2 separate regions of the Homo sapiens genome follow, and region 2 is linked to region 1. Evidence: chromatin contacts called from ENCODE Hi-C or POLR2A ChIA-PET data. All regions are on one chromosome and are shown on one strand. Each heading gives the region's core, a stretch centred on a gene start or an enhancer-like site at or near the end of the contact. The rest is flanking DNA. Distances are from core to core; before and after follow the strand shown. Region 1 has its middle 23 kb from the start of ME3. Region 2 has its middle 57 kb from the start of PRSS23.

Region 1 (4,475 bases), core at 506-3,005:
GCATGTTGTCTTATTTTCTGTTAAGATGATCTTTTGAAAACTGAGGTTTCTAATTTTCATGAAGTTTTATCAGTTTTTCCATTATGAATTGTGCTTTTGGTATCATGTCTTATAACTCTTCACCTAGCCCTAGGTCCTGAAGATGTTCTTGTATTTTTTTTTTGAAAGTGTTATAGTTTTGTATTCTACATGTAAATCCATGATCCATTTTTGAATTAATTTTTCTATATGATGCGAGTTTTAGATTGAGTTCATTTTCTTTGCCTAGGGATATCCAATTGTTCCAGCACCATTTGTTGAAAAGACTATCTTTCTTCCTCCATTGGGTTGTTTTGCACCAGCAATCAATGTATTTTAAAATTGACTTCCACAAAAGCTGTGGTTCTGGCCCTCACAGAGCTCACAATCTCCAGAGGGAAACAGCAACAATCATAGCACTTTAAGATAAAAGCTACAACAGGGGTCTGCACAGGGTGCTGGGGAAGCCAAGGAGGCCATACCACAGTAATGAGCTTCCTGTCCACCTCCTTGCATCCACAACTCCCTGTGCGTAACTGTCTGTCCTTGAAGTCTGCTTGTAGACCTTCCTGGATTTCTACTCTTTGCCTCAGCTTAGGATAGTCGGATCTAACCAGCTGCATTGGAACAACAGCTACGGAACTATGCTCCGAAGTTTTTACTGCAGATCCCTGCCGCTTCAGGTCAACTAGACTCTCATTCTATGTCTACTTCAGTCTCAGCCATCCAATGTCACTTAACATACTGTATTCCAATTTTTTGTTTGTTTTTTTTGTTTTGTTTTGTTTGTTTGTTTTTTGAGGCCGAGTCTCACTCTGTCACCCACACTGGAGTGCAGAAGCACGATCTCGGCTCACTGCAACCTCTGCCTCCTGGGTTCAAGCGATTCTCCTGCCTCAGCCTCCCCAGTAGCTGGGATTACAGGCACACACCACCATGCCCAGCTAATTTTGTATTTTTAGTAGAGACAGGGTGTCACCATGTTGATCAGGCTGGTCTCGATCTTCTGACCTCAAGTGATCCCCCTGCCTCGGCCTCCCAAAGTGTTGGGATTAAAGGCATGAGCCACTGCACCCAGCCACTGTATTCCAATGTGTAAGACCCACAGTTTCTCGCCAATTTTGTTTGGGGTTTCCTGCCCAGATCAAAGACATCAGGATGGAGTAAAGCAGAGAGATATGCATTTTCCCATGAGTTGGTGCTGTGCAGGGAATCAGTCAGGTATATTCTAACTCCAGATTAAGGAGACAGTAGACAGAGAAGAAAGGGGTGTTTCTTGCTAGGTTGACAGCCTACTCCATTTGAGCTCATGGGTCCTTAATGTGTAAAATATACATTAATAACAACAATGGCAACAATAATAATCCATTATGTGGCTTAAACTATCTAAAGTGTTGGTTTACATAATTAAATGGATTAGCCACAGAATTCCTCCACTATCCCCATCTGAGGATTTGTTCGACACTGATCACATTTAGCTATCTCTGCTTAACTATTTATGATCTGAATTCCTTTGAAGAAAACTCACCCTAAAACAACTAGTAGGGGTCCTGGAATGGGGGAGTTTCTCCTCTATGGTGACAGGGTCTGCTAGGAACTGAGGAATAATTTTTTTTTTTGTGGCCAGGCTAATAGCTAGAAATGTGATTCATCAATTAAGTACTGGAAACACTGGTCTCTTTCATAACTCCAAATTCTCAGGATGTTAATCAAGCAGAGTCATCCTATTTCCCTGACAGGCCTGGCATAGAGTCAAGACTTAAAAGGAAAAATTCTAAACATGACCTGTTAGCACTGAAGAACTTTCTTTTTTAATAAGATGTATCCATTAATGAAGCTCTCCTGCTTTGGGATGTGTGCTAATTAATCGTAAATGGGAGAGATGATCCCTGTTATGGTAATGCCAGCTGCTGTAACATATAAACTCCAAAATTTTAATAGCTTAACAAAATTGAAATGTACCTCTTGCTCCCGTACATGAGTGTTTCTACTTAAAGGTGGGCTCTAAATAGTAATTCAGGAACTCAGGGTCCTTCTACCTTGGAGCTCCTCCAGCTTCAATGTGTGGCTTCCAAGATTGTTGACCTGGGGGAAGAGCACAGAGGATAGCAACTGGGTGTTTTTATGGACCAGGCTTGCAAGTAGCTCAGATCATTTCTGCTCATATTCTATTAGGTAGAATCTGGTCTCATGGCCACACTAATTTCAAGGGTGTCTGGGAAATGTAGCAAATCTCTGTGTCCAGGAGGAAGAGCATCAGGTTTGGTGAACACCCTATGGTGTCTCACACAGTCCTGAAGTAACTGCATGTCAGTGATCTAAAACCAGATATGTGATTTGCAGAATAATTGGAGATCTTCCAGGGTATATAGTCCCCTGTAGCCTAGCTTGCTCAACATGAGGATGATGATAATGAGAGTAGGGCTGTTAATGCAGCAAAGAGTTCCTGATGAGCCAGTGAGCCCACCACCAAAATTTGTTCAATTGTCTTGCTTCTTTCAATCTGTACATGAGTGGGTGTATAAATTGGTGATCTATTTCCTTTATCATTGAAATAAATTAATGATAAATGGTCATTAGCATGATTCTTATATCTTCACCCAGAACACTGTGCATGAGTTAAGCAATTCTTTAGAAAGGTAATATAGTGTAGTGGCTACAAACATAGCCGTAAATTATACCTGGGTGCAAATTCTGCCATATGTTAGTTGTATTAATTAATACTTCTTAATTGCAAATAATCAACTTTAGCTAGTTTATGCTAAAATGGGGAATTTCTTATAAGGATATAGGGCTATCTTTTGGAATTCATGGGTAGAAATACAGCTAGAGCTCAAAAGGGCCGTAAATTAGGATCTGCAAGGCTGTCATGACACCTCTCACCCCTGCTTCTCTCTTTGCAGCTGCTTCACTCTCATATTCTCTGCCTCTGATGCTTCTCCAACTGCATTGTCAGAATCTACTTCTCCAAGCCTGTCAAGTCTATATGTTCCAGCCATAAGCAGTGACTTGCAGTGTTTGAATTCCAACTTCATATTTCTAGGAGAAAAAAATTTGTTTGGCTCAGCTTGGGTGATATATTCATTGCTGACCCCAATCAATAATGAGGTTCTCTCCAAAAAATCTCTTTCAGAGACCAGCTTCTTTAGATGTGGGGTTAGTTTTTAGGAGAGAGAGAAAGAGAGACAGAACTATGCTAGCAAGTATCTTACCTCTCTGAGCCTCCTTTTCTTCATCTGTAAAATGGAGATAACGCTACCAAACCCAAAGATTATTTTGAGGACTAAATAAGACAATGTATACAAAGTCTAACATAGTACCAGGCAAAAAGGATATTTAATAAACAATGAATGAATGGATGTATATAAACTAACAGTATATCACTCCATTTATCAGAGACTGCAAGCTCAAGATAAAGCTGGATAAGTAGGCAAAGTTCTGATATGAAGGCTACTGGGTTTCAATGTTATACAACTGCATTGCTCATGCTGCAGTCCTGAAAACCTGAGGATGTTATGCATTAAACAATAAAAATATTAGGAATTTAAACCCTAACATAGATTTGCAGGCTTGCCAAATTCCACATCTGAGCTTTTAAATCAGAATTCATGGAAGTGCAAATACACCTATTATAAAAAAGGAAACTGTTATTGCTAACTCATATGATTTAATACACAATGGGTCAAGAAGATAGCAGTTTTAGAAAGACAATTCATTCCCTGGCCTTCAGACTGCCACTTAGTTGGAAGTTCCTACCCACGGCAGTCTTTACTGCCACGTTTATTACTCTGATTTTCCACGCAAGCAAAATAATTAGAGGCAGAATTCCATCAAACTCTATGCTGAACCACATTTAACTAACACTATAGACAGCCTAGGTTTCCCTTTGTACCATCTACCACAATATGAGAGTCTCCTACAGAAAACAAAAGGCAGGAACCTCCAAAGCTATAAAAGTCTTGTTCAGAGATATTTCTGAGTTATCTCTGTAGTATTTTCATATCATGGAGTACCAATATGGAAAAATATATTCCTCCTAAAAAACATCCACAGTGCTTCCCTTACATGAGAAAGACAACTCTAAAATTCACTTTCTGAAGACACATGAGGATTTGGCAGCCAAGCAAATGTCTTTATTGCTATTCCAGTCCTAAAGGAACAAGAGCAATTATTCATACTCATCCAGCACACTTCCAGTCAATCTCCCCCACAGAAGGCCCCTATCACATCAGTAACACAATTGTTGCTATTTGAAATGAATATATAAACGGAGGAGATAGGGATTGCAGAGTTTCTTTTTTTTTTTTTTTTTGAGACAGAGTTTCACTCTTGTTGCCCAGGCTGGAGTGCAATGGTGCAATCTCAGCTCACTGCAACCACCGCCTCCCGGGTTCAAGGGATTCTTCTGCCTCGGCCTCCTGAGTAGCTGGGATTACAGGCGCCTGCCACCATGCCCG
Region 2 (4,475 bases), core at 595-3,094, 47 kb before region 1:
TGAATTGCTATTTTCTGAATGCTGTGTCCCCCTCAAATCTGTAGGTTGAAACCTATTCACCAAGTGATGGTGCCAGGTGGCGGGGCCTTTGGGAAGTGACTAGGTTACAGGGCAGAGCCCTCATGAATGGGACTCATACCCTTAGGAAAGAGCCTTGAGGGAGCTCATTTACTGCTTCCACATGTGTGGTCACAGAAAGAGGCATCATCTATGAACAAGAATACAGGCCCTCACCAGACACCAAATCTGCTGGTTTCTTGATCTTGGACTTCCCAACCTCTGGAGCTGTGAGGAATAAATTTCTGTTGTTCATAAGCCATCCAGTTTCTGATGTTTTTGTTATAGCAGCCCAAACAGACTCAAATACCAATTCTGTCTCAAAAATGTTTTTCAGGACCATCCTAAGCCTAAGTATCACTTTGTGGCCTTGAAACCCCTCCACACCCTGGAGTGTGCTTGTGTTTATACTGTTTTGTGTGTGGAGGATGGCTAGGTTGTGTTTCACATAATGTCTAATGCAGAGATGTGCTGAAGTTTCTTACTTGATGAATGAAAGTGCTCAAATGTGGATGACACAAACTCCAAAACTGTTTAGTGTGGAAATACTCACCATTTAGCCTTTTATTTATTTATAACCACTTTTTGAGCACTTTGTGTCATGCCCAAAGATGCAAAATGGACCAACTGTAGTCCTTCTTTCTCTTTCTTTTTTTTTTTTTCTTTGAGATGGAGTCTTGCTCTGTCGCCCAGGCTGGAGAGCAGTGGCGCGGTCTCAGCTCACTGCAAGCTCCGCCTCCCAGGTTCACACCATTCTCCTGCCTCAGCCTCCCAAGTAGCTGGGACTACAGGCACCCACCACCACGCCCGGTTAATTTTTTTGTATTTTAGTAGAGATGGGGTTTCACCATATTAGCCAGGATGGTCTCAATCTCCTGACCTCGTGATCCACCCACCTCGGCCTCCCAAAGTGCTGGGATTACAGGCGTGAGCCACCGCACCCGGCCAGTCCTTCTCTTAAGGGCTATGTGTGCTGATGGTAGTTTAGATCTCTGCTGCTGTTTGATTTTTTTGTATATTGGCAAAAACTTAATTTTTTTGTACCCCAATAAATGATTATTTAACATTGTAAACAATTAGCAAAATTGTGAGGAAGAGCAGTCATTAATGGAAATAAATCCTTAATGAATAATATAATATTTAATCAATTATAAAGCATATCCTATATTCCAGGCTATTTATGAACAGGATTTCATTTATTCCTCCATGCAACTCTTCAAGTGCACTGTTATTTCTGTTTTAATAATGGAAAAAATGAAGCAAGTGACTTGCCTAAGATCCTATCAAATGTGACACCGGAATTTAAATCCAGGTTTGTGTAATAACCAAGCCTGTGACCTTAATCACTGCTCTATGTCACCTCCCCTGTCCCCAGACAGCCTTTCTGCACCAGGGTTTCATAAACACTGAAGCATAAGCAGTTGCTAGGGGATAATGAATGACACTGAGTCACTAAGGGCAGCCAGCAGATCTGAAGTGATTGATGAATTTGTTACCAGTAAGTGGGGTTAGAAATTACAAAACAACATTAGAATCTATTGCACACAACCGCAAGCTGTCAGTGAGGTGAGACATGCAACAAGCCAAGGTATGTCTTTATTCTCTGATGCGCGGTTTGGTGTCTCAACAAGTCTTCCCAGCCATTTACCCCAGAGCCTGCTCTTTTTCAAGGGTGGTTCTCTAGAGGCAGTCTGGAGAAATTAGATTATAAAAGTTTGTCCCCAGCCTTTTTTGCCTGACTCATGGTGTGGTCTCAAGCCAGTGAGTCACCAACCTGTGACTCAGTTTTCACAGCCTACGCAGGGCTCAGAGTTTGACTGTTGGGCTCCCAGGGAATCCTGGGAATCCTGGGCTATACTTCTCTCCTTTGGCTTGTAAGAGTATCTTTTAAACTGTCAGAGGTGCTCATGGGTGGCCCAAGAACAAGGAAACTGAAGTGGCCTCACCAAGGGGGTCAGCCTCTGTTTCTGCTGATGCTATGTAATACTGAGTGTGGATCCTCTGCTCTGTGGGTGGTGCTCTGTGGCAACGGGCTGTCAGAGTGGACCAGTACTCTGAAGAGGAAAAAATTATCTGTGTGAAGAAACATGGATTCACTTCAAACCTGTCCTTTCCGAGCTACACTGAGTAAACTGGGACAGCTTCCGGTCCTCCATCCAGGTCACAACCCCACCCCCACAGTCCTCTGGGTAAACTCTGGTATGAAAAATTCATTTCGGATTTGACCAAGGAGCTCAGAAGTTTATGTGATGGGGAGCATAGACTATATCTTGGGAACAATTAGGTCTTCAAGAGGTCTCCATCCTCTGCCTACTTACAAACAGAACACAGCTCAGGTGAGCATCCTGGGAGACACCATTCCCAGTATGGGTTGTTTCAGCGATGGGACATAAGATGTTTGGAATGGGCTACTTCTTGCCATTAGTTCACCTGACATACCAAATATGATCAATATCAAGATTAAAAAAATGAGCATGACAACATATCCCCAAGATGTGGATTTTCAAGAAAAGGGCTCATGTACCTTCAGTCTTGGCCCTCAGCCAGGTCAAGAGTAGAGGAAAGGGTCAGAGGGACCAGCTTGGAGAGAGAATTAGAGAAGAGATTCCTTTGGAGAGAGCTGTTACAGCCCTCTCCCTTAGAGGGAGGCATGGAGGTGCTGCAGGAGAACGTGAAAAGATATTTCTTGCACGAGGGACCATAGAGAACTAGTCCTGAGTAATGTCTGGGAGAGCAGACCATGACTGGGTCCTGGCTCCTGCCCGCTGTGGGCAGAGGATGAGAGAGGAGTAACTTGCTGTCTAGGTTCAGGAACCAGGAGGTGTGCTGGGTGGGTTTGGAATGCATTCCCAGAGTTGTTCAAGGTCATTTCCTATGCACTAGATGTGGGACACACCAGAAAGAGAACCGTTCTGTGGGCCATCTTAGATCTTCTCTGAAAGTGCCTGTGAGAGAAGTGAAGGGATTTTCGCAGGAAGATTGGAAATGTGCTGCTCCTCAATGCCTCAAGTGGCTCCAGGAATGGCGACACATCTGTCAGGGTCAAGGTGACTGCAGGACAGAGGTCCCACAAAGGGACTTGGGAGCAACCCATGGCATGGCCCCTATGAGAAGAGTGCTGCTCTGGCTCACCCAGGGGATGCTTCCCTTGGCCAAAGACCAGACTCAAGTCAAATCTGTACTATTGCTTTACCTCTTCTCCTGCCCATGGCTTTAACTGTGTTGGATCTGAAACAGCAGAGAGAGAGAGAGTGGGGCAGGAGAGGTCCAGGACAGGAGAAGTCAACAGTGTATTATTATGCCATGAGTCATGCTTGTTCAACATACTGGTTATACAAACCAGAAAAGGTTTTGTCTGTTTTTCTTGGTTTGTTGACCTAATTACTAATACACATCTTTACTTTTCTCTTAGAGCCTGATCACATCCCTACCTTTCCATTCCTTCTTTCTGCATCTCATATTTTGTATACACTTCTATGATAGCACTCCATCTTGCATTATAACTGATTGCTTACCACTATTTCCATACTGAAAGATGTGTTCTTTGTGGCAGCAGCTGTATTTTATTTATGTTAATATTCTCTATATCCAGCTCAGTGATGCCATATGGTTGGTATGCAATCAATTCTTGTTAAATGAAAGACTAAATGAATATATGCATATTGATAGGAAGAACTTGGCAAAAGGGAGATATATTTAGGCCTTTTGAAGCTTCTTGAATCTCACCAGCTGGGCTGGGCTCATAGTTCCTGCTTGTAGTTCCATTCACATTCCCTAAAGACCTGGGTAGCTCTTTGAATATTTGGATTTGTTGAGGGGAATCCCAATTATACTCATTAGACAGCACATCCCTGAGGAGGGATGGAAACATTGAGAACACGCTCTCCATCAGGGTAAATAAAAGAAGGGAACTGAGCCACGCCTGTCCAATCTCAACAGAACCCTCTGTTGTACAGGAAACAGTGGAGAAATTGTTCATTTACATCTCATTCCTGATGGAAATATTCCAACTGCAAAGCCAGTGTCAGCTTTGATTTCCTGCCCTGAGAGGAGGCGCGGTCAAAAGGCACAAAGTGGGCTTGTGCAGTCAGAGGAATTAGGTTGGGTAAGAAGAGACTCTCACACTCCATCTTTGTTCAATGGTGGAACTTCTAGCTGGGGTGGTCAACCCAGCCCAGCCCAACCTTAGCCTTGGGGGCCTGTGAGGACTCCATTCTCTTAGAACCACAAGATATCAGGCGGAAGAGTGAAGGGCAGACCAGGCCTGAGGGTCAGTGCCCCAGTCCTTGGCTTGCTTCCTTGAAAAGAGCAAGCACTGAGAGGCCCTGGAGTTTTGGGAATCTGAGTGGCCAAGGGCAGGCAAACGAGAGGCCTATTCCAGGGCCTCCATTCCCAACCATTCCAGTTGCCTTGAAAAA

What was found. A loop is a pair of places that touch in the nucleus more often than their neighbours do. ChIA-PET counts read pairs that join two places held with the same protein, here RNA polymerase II (POLR2A). Pooled maps may share reads with other maps.
Region 2: a loop to region 1 is called in a map of PC-9, with 5 times the contacts of the local background. The contact joins two enhancer-like sites. A Hi-C loop is called at or near these places in 14 of 168 maps with a recorded cell type or tissue (Calu3, IMR-90, MCF 10A and 9 more) and 16 of 50 pooled maps. POLR2A ChIA-PET finds 5 or more read pairs at or near these places in 8 of 52 experiments (A549, AG04449, BJ and 5 more).

What each region holds. Positions count from the first base shown.
Region 1 is chr11:86,693,430-86,697,904 of GRCh38, reverse strand. No RefSeq gene overlaps it. Among named protein-coding and RNA genes, the nearest start is that of ME3, 23 kb to the right of the region's middle. Within about 2 kb of position 1,755, at least 2 of the 41 ENCODE cell types and tissues checked have a DNase peak (open chromatin) inside an H3K27ac peak, as active enhancers do; they include PC-9 and Panc1, where a contact is called at or near this core.
Region 2 is chr11:86,740,925-86,745,399 of GRCh38, reverse strand. No RefSeq gene overlaps it. Among named protein-coding and RNA genes, the nearest start is that of PRSS23, 57 kb to the left of the region's middle. RefSeq lists enhancers at 3,729-4,342, 4,343-4,475. Within about 2 kb of position 1,844, at least 20 of the 41 ENCODE cell types and tissues checked have a DNase peak (open chromatin) inside an H3K27ac peak, as active enhancers do; they include PC-9 and Panc1, where a contact is called at or near this core.